Regions from separate parts of the Homo sapiens genome. Here region 2 is linked to region 1. A link is a loop called in an ENCODE intact Hi-C map of the cell type or tissue named here. Cell type or tissue: heart left ventricle. All regions are shown on one strand. Each heading gives the region's core, and the rest is flanking DNA. Links, peaks and the distances in the headings are about the cores only.

Evidence for each region. Peaks named below come from ENCODE experiments on the same cell type or tissue, not always from the same donor. Only the 100,000 strongest peaks of a DNase experiment are listed, where the experiment ranks them.
Region 2: a loop joins it to region 1, with 4 times the contacts of the local background. A loop is called at or near these places in 43 of 110 quality-filtered maps.

Annotation. Positions count from the first base shown.
Region 1 is chr14:45,131,447-45,137,772 of GRCh38, reverse strand. It overlaps FKBP3 (FKBP prolyl isomerase 3), which reads left to right and starts at 3,292. Exons shown (of 7, transcript NM_002013.4): 1 at 3,292-3,424. The coding sequence starts at 3,317. FANCM (FA complementation group M) reads right to left here and starts at 1,843. Exons shown (of 23, transcript NM_020937.4): 1 at 1,234-1,843; 2 at 532-704. The coding sequence starts at 1,741. RefSeq lists enhancers at 1,640-1,689, 2,352-3,222, 3,316-3,535, 3,223-4,094 and a silencer at 3,169-3,346. In heart left ventricle, for the core only: CTCF peaks have their summits at 2,842 and 3,055; DNase peaks (open chromatin) are centred at 1,622, 1,882, 3,242 and 3,512; H3K4me3 peaks cover 4,626 bases; H3K27ac peaks cover 2,097 bases.
Region 2 is chr14:44,910,985-44,917,382 of GRCh38, reverse strand. It overlaps LOC101927418 (a long non-coding RNA gene), which reads left to right and starts at 5,466. Exons shown (of 3, transcript NR_110050.1): 1 at 5,466-5,626. In heart left ventricle, for the core only: a CTCF peak has its summit at 3,547; DNase peaks (open chromatin) are centred at 5,032 and 5,192; H3K4me3 peaks cover 2,026 bases.

The sequences.
Region 1 (6,326 bases), core at 1-5,000:
AAGAGGGAAACAGAAAGTCAACTTCATTCAGTGCAAAGATATGAATGATGTTTGCAACCACATCCCACTACTTCATCTTATTTTATATTCCTGGAGTACTCAACTGGAAGGCACTGTGTTAGGTATGTGGCATACATTATGTCATTATTTTACCTAGCCGCCAAGAAGAGACACCGCATATCCACTACCAATCTTTATTAATTTCAAAACTCCTTTCATACCCTATTTTAGATCACTGTCCCAACCATGACTAGGCTCTCATGATCTACATCTGACACTAATTATCTGGTTAGTCTTAAAATAGAAGAAAAGAAAAAGAAAACAACAATAACAGCAAAAGGCAGTGAAGACACTGATTTGAATGGATGACAGAAAGTACAGATATTCTTTATCACCATCTGTTCTGAGATAATAGACGTAAAGGCTTTTTATAATAATATTGTCAATAACTTCCATCACTAGTAACTATTCGCCAAAATTCTCTTTAACAGTACAGTTACAATACAAAATACCGTTTAACAAAATTATTACCTGGCAATAAGCATAGTTTCCGAGAGCTTTATGAGCTTCATCAATAACTAAACACTTTATTTCAGCAGCGGGACAAGCTCCTCTAGAAAGGTCATTTACCATGACCTGAGGTGTAAGAAAAAGCACTCTCTTACTGCACCATATTTCCTTCCTGGTGGAAGCTTGTGTAGACCCTGAAAATAAAAGTGACATTCTACATTCTAAACTTCAGACTGTTATCTATAAAATATAAATAGTCTGGCTTTTTCAGAATGCAAACATGCTTTGGTAACATTAAGAGAAAAACAATTTGACAATTCATCGGAATGCTACATTTTAAAGTTCTGGTGTGGTCCAAATATCAAAGCTGGCACTTATCTAGGACTACAACCAAATTGTCTTTAGAAAATTCCTACAAAATGGCATATTTGAAGAGAGGCAAATTCTTCAACTGAGAAATCTTTTTCAGGAAGAATGCCAGGAAATATCATGTTCAGTTACCCATGGGGTATACGCACATAATAGCTTCAAAATACTATGACAAGCTGCAGATATTCTCTGAAGATTGAATAAAGCAACCCTATTCATCAGTTTTGGGCTTGCTGCAAGTAGAGAATGTTTTAAGAGGGAGGGCGTAAGATGCACATGTTGTAGCTTGGGAACTATTCCACATGGGTCAGGAATTCCCAGCTCTTACTTCAAAATTAGTCCAGTCTAAGATACCTGTCATTTCGGCCATGTGGGATTGCGGGATACCCATCACCTGGTAGCAAGCCTCGATCTGCTGTGTCACCAAGGGTTTCGTTGGGGCCATGAAGACCACCTTTCCTGAAGGGAACCAGCGGTAGAAATTGTACATGACCACGGCGGCAATAAAGGTCTTTCCCAGTCCGGTAGGCAGACACACCAGCGTATTGCAAAACAGAGCAGCCCGGGAAATGTGCAGCTGGTAGTCCCGCACTGGGCAATTGGTAGGGTAAATCCACAGGGCGCCCGCGGAGGTGCAGAACCCGCCATTCTCTAGACACAACTGCCGCTCAGCCTCGTACGCCGCGACAAGCAACACATCATCGTCCGACTCCAGCTGAGCCTCCGCTGCTGCTGGCAAAGGCGCCTTGGAGCTGCCAGGGCTCTGAGGTCGCTCAGTTCCGGAGCTGCAACCCGGAGTCCCAGATGATCGGGAGATACTTGAGCCCCACGTCTGAAAAAGCGTTCTTTGCCGTCCGCTCATTAGGCCGACAACCACCGAAGGCTTCTGTCAGATATCCGTAGCAGCAGCAGCTCAACCGCTACGGTTCCGATCCCCATCGGTTTCCTTCGCACAAAACTCTGGAACGAGAAGGCGGGACTAAGGCCAGTTTATCCAGTTGAAAATGCCGCTACTGAGTTTCCGTTGGGAATGATTGGCTGGCTTCCCGGAAACCTTCACAGCCCTGCCGGAGACTCATGCGCATTATTAAGGCGTTACTCTAAATATGGTCCCCGGTGCGGTTCCGGTGTTTTGTTTTAACAAACTCTAAATTTAAGTTCCGTTTCCAATGATTAGATGGCTGGGCGTCATTGCTAACGTGATAAATCACTTAAAATGTTATAATAGAGATTTATTGTAAAATATTACATACCCGGGGACAATGGAATAGCCACCAGTTTGGGAACTTAATGTTATTGAGCGTCTAACGTGCCTCATTCCTTGTACTTTTAAATCAGAATATAAAGTGAAAAGCAAAAATGTGTAGATGGAATAATTTGTCTTATATCTCTATCTGGGCTGAGAAAACAAAATGCCAAGTCTCTTTTTCACCGCGCTGGGAGTGGCAACCCATTATTTTAATATTTTCATTGTTTAAAGGGAAGTGAACGTGGTCTGGTCCAGCTATTCGTCAGAATTTTTTTTTTTAATGCTCCTTGCAAAGCAGAGCTAACTCATAGGCAACATGCCCAGAGTCAGCCTACATTTTTTTAAGTAAGGAGTCCTGATGTTCAACTATTAAATCTTTATTATAGGTAAGAGCATTATAATAAACGTCGGTGTGCAATTATTCCACTCTAACGAAGATTTCTGTCTCAAATAATTCCTGACTTCTCTCTAAACCTGACTTTGAGTAACCTCTGTAAATTTGTTTCCTCGTGTACTGAGAAAAAAATATACATCACAGAGTTACGAGCATTAATAATGTCATTCTCATCAGCAAGTGGCATCCTGAGTGCGGCTTCTTTATAAATTGTTTTATTTGTTAAAGTTTCTGAACTTCGTTTTGGACAAACTTTCTCGTATTTGTATGGGGGGAAGGGGATGGGCAGTTTGTATTTAAGTTTCGGTTGTGTGATCTTTAAAAGGGAAATGGTGGGATATGGGTTTTCGGATCGACAAGGACTGAAGCACTTCAGGTGTGACTTTTTAGGCTAGAACTAGATAAAACGAGATAAGGAGCCTGAATGCTGTTTTCTTTTAACAGGTTATAGACTGGACTTTAAAGGCATAGCTGCCTTAAATGTGGGTAATGGTTGATAAATGTCGCTACCATCAGAGGTCGCTTCACAAGGTGTCTAATTCAGAATCGAAGATCTCTAGCGGTCTTCTACTCAGTCGACTGCAGAGACGACCGCGGTAGGTTTTTCAACCCGGACTCAACAAAGAAGCCCTCATAGCACAGCCTTGACGTCACTCAAAGACAGGCCCCAATCCCGACTGCTAGAGCAGAGGCCCGCCCCTCGACCTCCGTGAGTGGCCCCGCCCCGCCCTAGGGGGCGGGGCGATGCCGAACTGCGGCGGGCTGGCTCAGTAAAGCGGAGGCAGCGGGGGAAGATGGCGGCGGCCGTTCCACAGCGGGCGTGGACCGTGGAGCAGCTGCGCAGTGAGCAGCTGCCCAAGAAGGACATTATCAAGTTTCTGCAGGAACACGGTTCAGATTCGGTACCAGAGGCGTAGGGGCGGCCGGGCTGGTGCGGCTGAGGGACGCCTCACCCCCCTGGAGATGCCCATACATTCCGTATTCCTCTGTGCCCCCGCCCTCGTCTTCCCGCGGCCGGTGGCCTGGAAGGCCGGAGAGGCCCAGCTTGTGCTTTGGTGCCTCGCTCCCGCCTCTCGGGCGTTCTCTACTGGGGCAGGGGAGCAGCTTTATTTCTTGGGGCACACAGGCTGCAATTGTAGAGTTAGAACCTCATTGGGATCCTTGAGTGGGGGTGGAGGCCAGAAAAATAGGAACCCGAGGATATTGGGGGCTAGGGCGGAGAGGCCGAGGAATAGTGGTGTGGATGAGACTCCTGGGAGCGGGGCGCCGGCTACTAGGGAAATGGGAAGGGATGTGAAGATTTCTGTGGGAACGGTGTATCCAACTTGCTTTTCTCAACAGTTTACTAAATACTGAACATTAATGCGTGTGATTTTTAAAAAATCCGTAGGTTGTGGTTTAAGTTTTGATTTAACATATCGACCCTTTAAATGACCTTTTCACCTTTATACTTTAAGGGAGCTACATGCACATTTCTCTTGTGCAGTGGTCTGTCATTGTTATAAACAGACTAAGAAATTTATTTGAAATGCTTTATACTGTAGGCTCTCCATTTGTCAGCATAGTCTCCATCTTAACCATCCGTCTATAGTCAAGTTATTTTTGTTACACTTGTTTTTCCTTTGGAAAATAAGTTCATTCATGCACCTGTTAAATTGCTGAAATAGTTGTGCACGCAGCATTCTCTTACAAGCGGCAGCCTGCTTGTGTTTTCTATACAATTTTTAAAATTCTAAACTTTTCATTTAGAAAAACTGTTTCTGGGTTTTTTTGTTTGTTTGTTTGAGACGGAGTCTCTCTCTGTTGCCCAGGCTGGAGTGCAGTGGCGCGATCTCGGCTCACTGCAACCTCCGCCTCCCGGGTTCAAACGATTCTCCTGCCTCTGCCTCTCGAGTAGCTAGGACTACAGGCGCGTGCCACCACGCCAGGTTAATTTTTTGTATTTTTAATAGAGACGGGATTTCACCGTGTTAGTCAGGATGGTCTCGATCTCCTGACCTCGTGATCCGCCCGCCTCGGCCTCCCAAAGTGCTGGGATTACAGGCGTGAGCCACTATTTCTGGGTTATTTTGAGAAGCTTATATTTTATTTTCATTTTGGGCGGGCGTCATGACAGGGAGATAGAAGAACTCTCCAACTTCCAGTGCCTTCTTCCTTAATTATTATCCTGGCATCCGCATCTTAGATTAATTTAGCAGATATTAATACAACATCTGTAACAAGAACTATTCTCAGTGTTTGGAGGTACAAGGGTGAAAAAGAACATGTGTCGGGGATCTTACCCCATTTTAATGGAACTATTTTCTCTTAAGCCAATTCGTATTTCATCTGAAACAATAGAATAGACATCATTAACATTTAATAATACCTCAGTCATGTACTTCATCCATCATATTCTTATGAAACAAATCATGCCATGTGGAATCGTATGTAAAACTGGGCCACGTGGAAGAATTTCAACAGACTTGGATTATCAAAATGTTTTTATAACATTAATCTTTTAAATGCATAGTCTCGGTCGGTCGTGGTGGCTCATTCCTGTAATCCTAGCACTTTCGGAGGCCAAAGCGGGCGGATCACGAGGTCAGGAGATCGAGACCATCCTGACTAACAGTTGAGGCCAGGCATTGAGGACCAGCCTGGCCAACGTAGCGAAACCTCATTTCTACTAAAAATACAAAAAAAATTAGCTGGGCCTGGTGGTGGGCGCCTCTAATCCCAGCTGTTCGGGAGGCTGAGGCAGGAGAATCGTTTCAACCCAAGAGGGGGAGGTTGCAGTGGGCCGAGATTGGGCCACTGCACTCCAGCCTGGGCGACAGAGCTAGACTCTGTCTCAAAAATTAATAATAATAATCTCCGGTGATCATTAACACTTAGACCTATACTTGACAATAATTATTTTATTAATCATAAGATATCAAAGAGATGTTTATGCTTTTATGCTTTGGGTATTTTCTGGAATCTTTAACAAGAAACCACCAGCATGCTAAAGGTAACTGATTACTTCCGTTTAGTCAACTTTGTCTCCTTTCCCCATCAGCTGTTATTTAGAACATATCTTTGAAAGAAAAAGCAAAAGAAAAAAATACAATAGTGATAGTGTTAGCTGTTAACTGCTAATAATGTTAACTGCTTTATCAAAAGCTTAGAAGATGCCAAAGGACAACTTTGAGAATGTAACAAAATTAGGAATTAAGCAAGGACCACAAGGCAGAAAAAGAAGCAGAATAAAATAAGGAAACAAAGAAGTTATGGAAATCCTCACAATTACGTGATTTTCAGATAAAGTTATACTACGACTTGCTATTTCAGCAGTAGTATTTTAGTGTCCATCTGCCATCTTAGCAGTCTTATATTTGAAAGAAAAGCAATTCCGCTGTTACCTTGAGTTATTAAATACAGTATTAATCATAATCCCAATATTTATTAAGTTCTTACTGTGTGACAGGCTCTATGCTAAATGCATTAAATGGATTTTTGCATTTTATCCTTATATCAACTCTTTGACGTAGACGCTGTTATTAATCTTCCACTACAGATATGGAGGCTGAGTCTTTAGACAAGCTTAGTCCCCTGTCTAGTGTCAGACAGCTAGGATTTTTTTTTTTTTTTTTTTTTTTTTGAGACAGAGTCTTGCTCTGTCACCTAGGCTGGAATGCAGTGGTGCGATCTCGGCTCACTGCAACCTCCACCTCCCAGGTTCACGCCATTCTCCTGCTTCAGCCTCCCGAGCTGGGACTACAGGCATGCGCCACCATGGCCAGCTAAATTTTGTATTTTTAGTAGAGATGGGGTTTTGTCACG
Region 2 (6,398 bases), core at 695-5,694, 220 kb after region 1:
GTACACACACACAGTGCGTGTGTGTGTGTACACAGTGTATATATGTGTGTGTACATAGTGTATATATGTGTGTGTACACAGTGTATATATGTGTGTACACACAGTGTATATGTGTGTACACACACAGTGTATATATGTGAGTGTACACACAGTGTATATATGTACACACACAGTGTATATATGTGAGTGTACACACACATAGTGTATATATGTACACACACAGTGTATATATGTGAGTGTACACACACAGTGTATATATGTATGTGTACACACACATAGTGTATATATGTGTGTATACACACACATATATAGTGTATATATGTGTGTATATACACACACATATATAGTGTATTTATGTGTGTGTATATACACACACATATATAGTGCATATATGTGTGTGTATATACACACACATATATAGTGCGTATATGTGTGTGTATATACACACATATATAGTGCGTATATGTGTGTGTATACACACATATATAGTGCGTATATGTGTGTGTATACACACATATATAGTGCGTATATGTGTGTGTATACACATATATAGTGTGTATATGTGTGTGTATATACACACATATATAGTGTGTATATGTGTGTATACACACATATATAGTGTGTATATGTGTGTATACACACACATATATAGTGTGTATATGTGTGAATACACACATATATAGTGTGTATATGTGTGTGTATACACACATATATAGTGTGTATATGTGTGTGTATACACACATATATAGTGTGTATATGTGTGTGTGTATACACACATATATAGTGTGTATGTGTGTGTGTGTACACACATATATAGTGTGTATGTGTGTGTGTGTACACACATATATAGTGTGTATATGTGTGTGTGTGTACACACATATATAGTGTGTATATGTGTGTGTGTGTACACACATATATAGTGTGTATATGTGTGTGTGTGTACACACATATATAGTGTGTATATGTGTGTGTGTGTACACACATATATAGTGTGTATATGTGTGTGTGTGTACACACATATATAGTGTGTATATGTGTGTGTGTACACACATATATAGTGTGTATGTGTGTGTGTGTGTACACACATATATAGTGTGTATGTGTGTGTGTGTGTACACACATATATAGTGTGTGTGTGTGTGTGTACACACATATATAGTGTGTATATGTGTGTGTATATACACACATATATAGTGTGTATATGTGTGTGTATATACACACATATATAGTGTGTATATGTGTATGTATACATGGTGGTATCTTAGTTCATTTGGACTGCTGTAACAAAATACCATAAACTGAGTAGCTTATAAGCAACAGAAATTATTTCCCACAGTTCTGGAGGCTGGGAAGTCCAAGATAAAGGCAGATTTGGTTTCTGGTAAGAACACTTTTTTTCTGGTTCATAGGCGTAATCTTGCTATGCCTTCACATGGTAGTAGGAGTGTGGCATCTCTCTTGGGTCTTTTTTCTAAGGGCACTAATCCCATCCAGGAGGGCTCCACTGTCATGACCTAATTGCCTTGCCCCACCTCCTAATGCCATCATTTTGGGGATGAGAGTTTCAACATATGAATTGTGGGCAGACATAAACACTGAAGACTATGGTAGGGGGATAAACAATTTTGGATAGTATCTGGTGGTTAAATGGTTAAAGATTTTGAACAGGAACAATATGGGATATTTTACCATTTGATGTCTAGGAAACTTTATTCACTTTCTCTTCAAATTTTTGCTTTGCTTTGTTCTTGCATTTTAAACTAATTCATGTATTTAACTTTTTAAAACTATTTTTACATTGTAATTTGTTCTGTGATCTTCATTTCCACAGAAATACCAGCAATGGTTTTCAGCCAACAAACTTGAAATATTTGCATAGAATTTAATTTTCTGCAACAACACTACACACTAATTTGCTGTAATTTCTTAATAAAATATTGAAAGAGGAATCCATAATGGTAATGTTACTGGGTGGGAAGTTCTTAACTGTGAATTGTCCAGGTTCTTGGCGTGTTGAACAAAGAATTGAACAAAATACACAAAGTAACAAAAGAAAGAAACAACAAAAGACAAAGCAACAAAAGAATAGAGTAATGAAAACACAGATTCATTGTAGTGAAAGTACATTCCACAGACTGGGAATGGGCTTCAAGAGGCAGCTCAAGAGTCCCGCTACTGAAATGCTCCCCAAGGTTTTTATAAAGCCAAAAGAACATGGGCAACACCCCTACATAACATTTGGAGGCCTCCAGTTGGTTACACCCTATGAAGGATTGGCCTACGACCAACCAGAGGCTGAAGTGGAGGCTTGCCCTGCAGTCAATCACAGATTGAAGCGGAAACTTCTGTCTTGTTATCACAGGAGCCAAGATGTAGCCTGTATGCTGCCTAATCTTGCCTAGAACTATCTGCGCCTGCTGTTCTTTTGCTTATGCATTAACCCTTGGTTACCCTAATTCCCTATTCTCCTGCCTCAGCAGCTAGCACTTTCATAGTGCTTACTATGTGTCAGGCAGTAAGTGCTATATATAGTAATTCATTTAATCCTCACTACAACCTTATGAGATATATTCTAGTATTATCTCCACTTTACAGTGAGGAAACAAATAGGTTAAGTCACATGCCCAAAGCTACACAGCCCATGACTGAGCCTGGATTTGAATCCAGGCAATCTAACTTCAAAATCCGGATTTAACTGCCATATTCTTGCCTTTCCTCGACAGCCTGAAAACACAATCAATCAAGAACTAATGATAAAAGAGATAATTCATTGATCATATAGCATGATTCACTTAGTCTGCAAATCCAGTCTTTTTCCTGGGTGAAAAAGGACAATCCTAAATTAGGTCTTCTGGCATTTTATAAGCTTGCTGAGGATAAAATTCCTAAGCCTTCTCAAAAAGAGAGCTGAAGGAAGAGGGGGAAATTTCAGAAGCCATGAGGGTTGGGAGGAAATAGGTGAAGAAACCCCAGGGGTCAGTTTACAAATAATATTTTAGCGGGAATGTTGGCAGAGAGCACAGCCAACTTTATCAAACGCATCTTGGTTGTATATTTCCCCCGACTTATGAGTAGGTAGTATCACAGAACAGAAGGAAAATTTGCTCGCATCACCCAAATTATAAAGTAAGTTAATAGCTGGTCGTGGTGGCTCACACCTGTAATCCCAGCACTTTGGAAGGCAAAGGCGGGTAGTTCACTTGAGGTCAGGAGTTTGAAACCAGCCTAGCCAACAGTACAATTTTTGTACTAAAAATACTAAAACACAAAATACAAAATACTAAAAATAAAAAAATTAGCCAGGCATGGTGGCACATGCCTGTAGTCCCAGCTACTCGAGAGGCTGAGGCAGGAGAATGGCTTGAACCCGGGAGGCAGAGGTTGCAGTGAGCTGCGCCATTGCACTCCAGCCTGGGCAACAGAGCGAGACTCTGTCACACATACACACACTAAAAGTAGGTGAATACTTTTAAGGCCAAAAAAGTTCAGGTATTGTTTTCTCTCCAGGTCCTTTACATTCTATGCCGTGGAGCTTCTACCACCTAGTGTTTTTGAAGAATACTGCAGGAGCTGGGAATCAGTCCTTTTCCTTCAGAATTCCAGCGGACATTTACCAAGTGCTTAAAGAAGGCCCGGCGGGGCGCAAGGGCTCACGCCTGTATAATCCCAGCACTTTTTAACGCCGAGGCGGGTGGATCAACTGGAGGCTAGCGTTTCGAGACCAACCTGGCCAACATGGTGAAACCCCATCTCTACTAAAACACAAAAAAATTAGCCAGGCATGGTGGCGAGCCCCTGCAGTCCCAGCTACTCGGAAGGCTTGAGCCCGAAAATTGCTTGAGCGCGGGAGGCGGAGGTTGCAGTGAACCGAGATTGCACCACTGCACTCCAGCCTGGGCCACAGAGCCAGACTCTGTCTCAAAATACTACTACCACTACTACTACTACCACTACTACTACTACTAGTAAAGAAGGCTTATCCCAAGTGACCCTCTCACATATTCCCTATTATCAGAAAGAGAAAAAAATTGAGGTTAATTTGTGTGGATTACTTTAGCTGTGACATATTTTCTTAAAATTTGAAGGTGTTTGAAAATTTTTTATCTTTAAATGTAAGGCTTATAGCATTCTAGTAGAAATAATGGCAGTTAGGCTTTGGGGGTAGAAGAAATAGTACTGTGTCCGGAGTTGGTGGGTTCCTGGTGTTGCTGGTTTCAGGACTGAAGCTGCAAACCTTCATGGTAAGTGTTAGAGCCCATAAAGGCAGCACGGACCCAAAAAGCGAGCAACAGGAAGATTACTGCAAACTGCAAAAAAACAAAATTTCCACAGCCTGGAAGAGGACAAAAACCAGCTGCCTGCTTTTATTCCCTTATCTGACCCCACCCACATCCTGCTGATTGGTCTATTTTACAGAGAGCTGATTGGCCCATTTTACAGAGAGCTGATTGGCCCATTTTACAGAGAGCTGATTGGCCCATTTTGACAGGGTGCTGATTGGTGCGTTTACAAACCTTGAGCGAGACACAGAGTACTGATTGGTGCATTTATAATCCTTTAGCTAGACAAGGAAGTTCTCCAAGTCCCCACTAGATTAGCTAGACACAGAGCACTGATTGGTGCGTTTACAAACTTTGAGCTAGACACAGGGTGCTGATTGGTGCGTTTACAAACCTTGAGATAGACACAAAGTGCTGATTGGTGCATTTACAAACCTTTAGCTAGACATAAAAGTTCTCCAAGTGCCCACCCCACTCAGGAACCCAGCTGGCTTCCCTAGTGGGTCTGGTGTAGGTCCGCTGGCGGAGCTGCCAGCCGGACACACGCCCCACGCCCGCACTTCTCAGCCCTTCCGCGGTCCATGGGTCCGGCCGTCGTGGAGCAGGGGGCGGCGCCCGTCGGGGAGGCTCCAGCCGCGCGGGAGCCAACGGTGAGGGGGCTCAAGCATGGTGGGCTGCAGGTCCCGAGCCTTGCCCTGCGGGGAGGCGGGTGAGGCGCGGCGAGAATTCGATCGCGGCGCGGGCGGGCCTGCCGTGCTGGGGGAGCCGGGGCACCCTCCGCAGCTGCTGGCCCCGGTGCTAAGCCCCTTACTGCTGGTGGCCGGTGGCGCGGCCGGCCGCTCCGAGTGCGGGCCCGCCTAGCCCAGCGCCCACCCGGAACCGGCGCCGGCCCGTGAGCACCGCGTGCAGCACCGGCTCCCGCCCGCGCCTTTCTCTCCACACCTCCCTGCGAGGAGAGGGAGCCGGCTGCGGCCTCGGCCAGTCCCATAGTGGGACCCCTCCAGCGCAGCGGACGGCTGAAGGGGTCCTTGAGCGCGGCCACTGCTTGAGCGCGGCCAGAGTGGACGCCGAGGCCGAGGAGGCGCGGAGAGAGAGCGAGGACTGCTAGCACGTTGTCACCTCTCAGTACTATATAATTGTCTTTGAAATAGTACTCTGTAATTGTAGAGGTAGAGGAAATAGTACTGTATAATTGTCTTTGAAATCACAAGCTGAAGAATCTGTAATCTTTTTCCTTTACAGATCTCCTCCGGGAGTGGTGGGCAGCTACTGTGAAAGGCCTGGTTCAAAAACCTCACAGCGGTTGTTTTCAGAGTTGTCCCTCCTGTGTACTCTCAAAGCCCCAGGTACCTACCCTGCCATAGTATTTCGTTTTATACTGTCATCATTGTTTTACTCATTTTTCTCCCGCTGTAGGCATGTATACTCTTCCAGGGCTGAAAGCATATCTAATTCAAGTAGCAAATGGTAGATACTCAATAAGTATATATTAAATGAATGCTGCAGAGAAAATATGTCTGATATTACCTTGTTCTAGTTTGCAGCCCCCAAATCAAACCTAGCCTGCTTGGGAAAGGATTTTCCTAGCTGGTGGGCCATTTTCTCCAAGCCTTAACCTGGTCTCTTCTTAACTTGAGCTCAGGTCAGCTCTCTTGTGTTTTTTCTCCTTCCCAATCCCTTTCCACTGCCCTAAAATTCTCATATGTTGGGTATGCGGAGATACTTACTGTATCTGCTTCTCTCCTCTTCAAAAACTCTCTCAGATTTTGTCCACCCTGCCCTTAAAGCTAATTACGTTGAGTGTATTTTAATCTTTCTTTGTTACAACTCTGTATTAGGTTAACAGGAAAACAGAAAGTCTATTTGGTTGTATCTATTTGGGGACAATTTATTCCATCCTGGTCTTGCTTCCAAACTTCAGCACCCGGGATACTATGATTAAGATGTAGGTAGAGGATTGTAAAGGAATGATATCCTTTGTAAAATAAAAGAATGAGTTATTGAAGGTTTAAGAAGACAAATGTTTTTGAAAGCAAGTGTCCGGGTGAAAAGAAATGCCTGAACAGGTGGCCACAGCTGTTTTCCTGAGTCTTACTTTCCTCTTGGAGTTTTGTCATG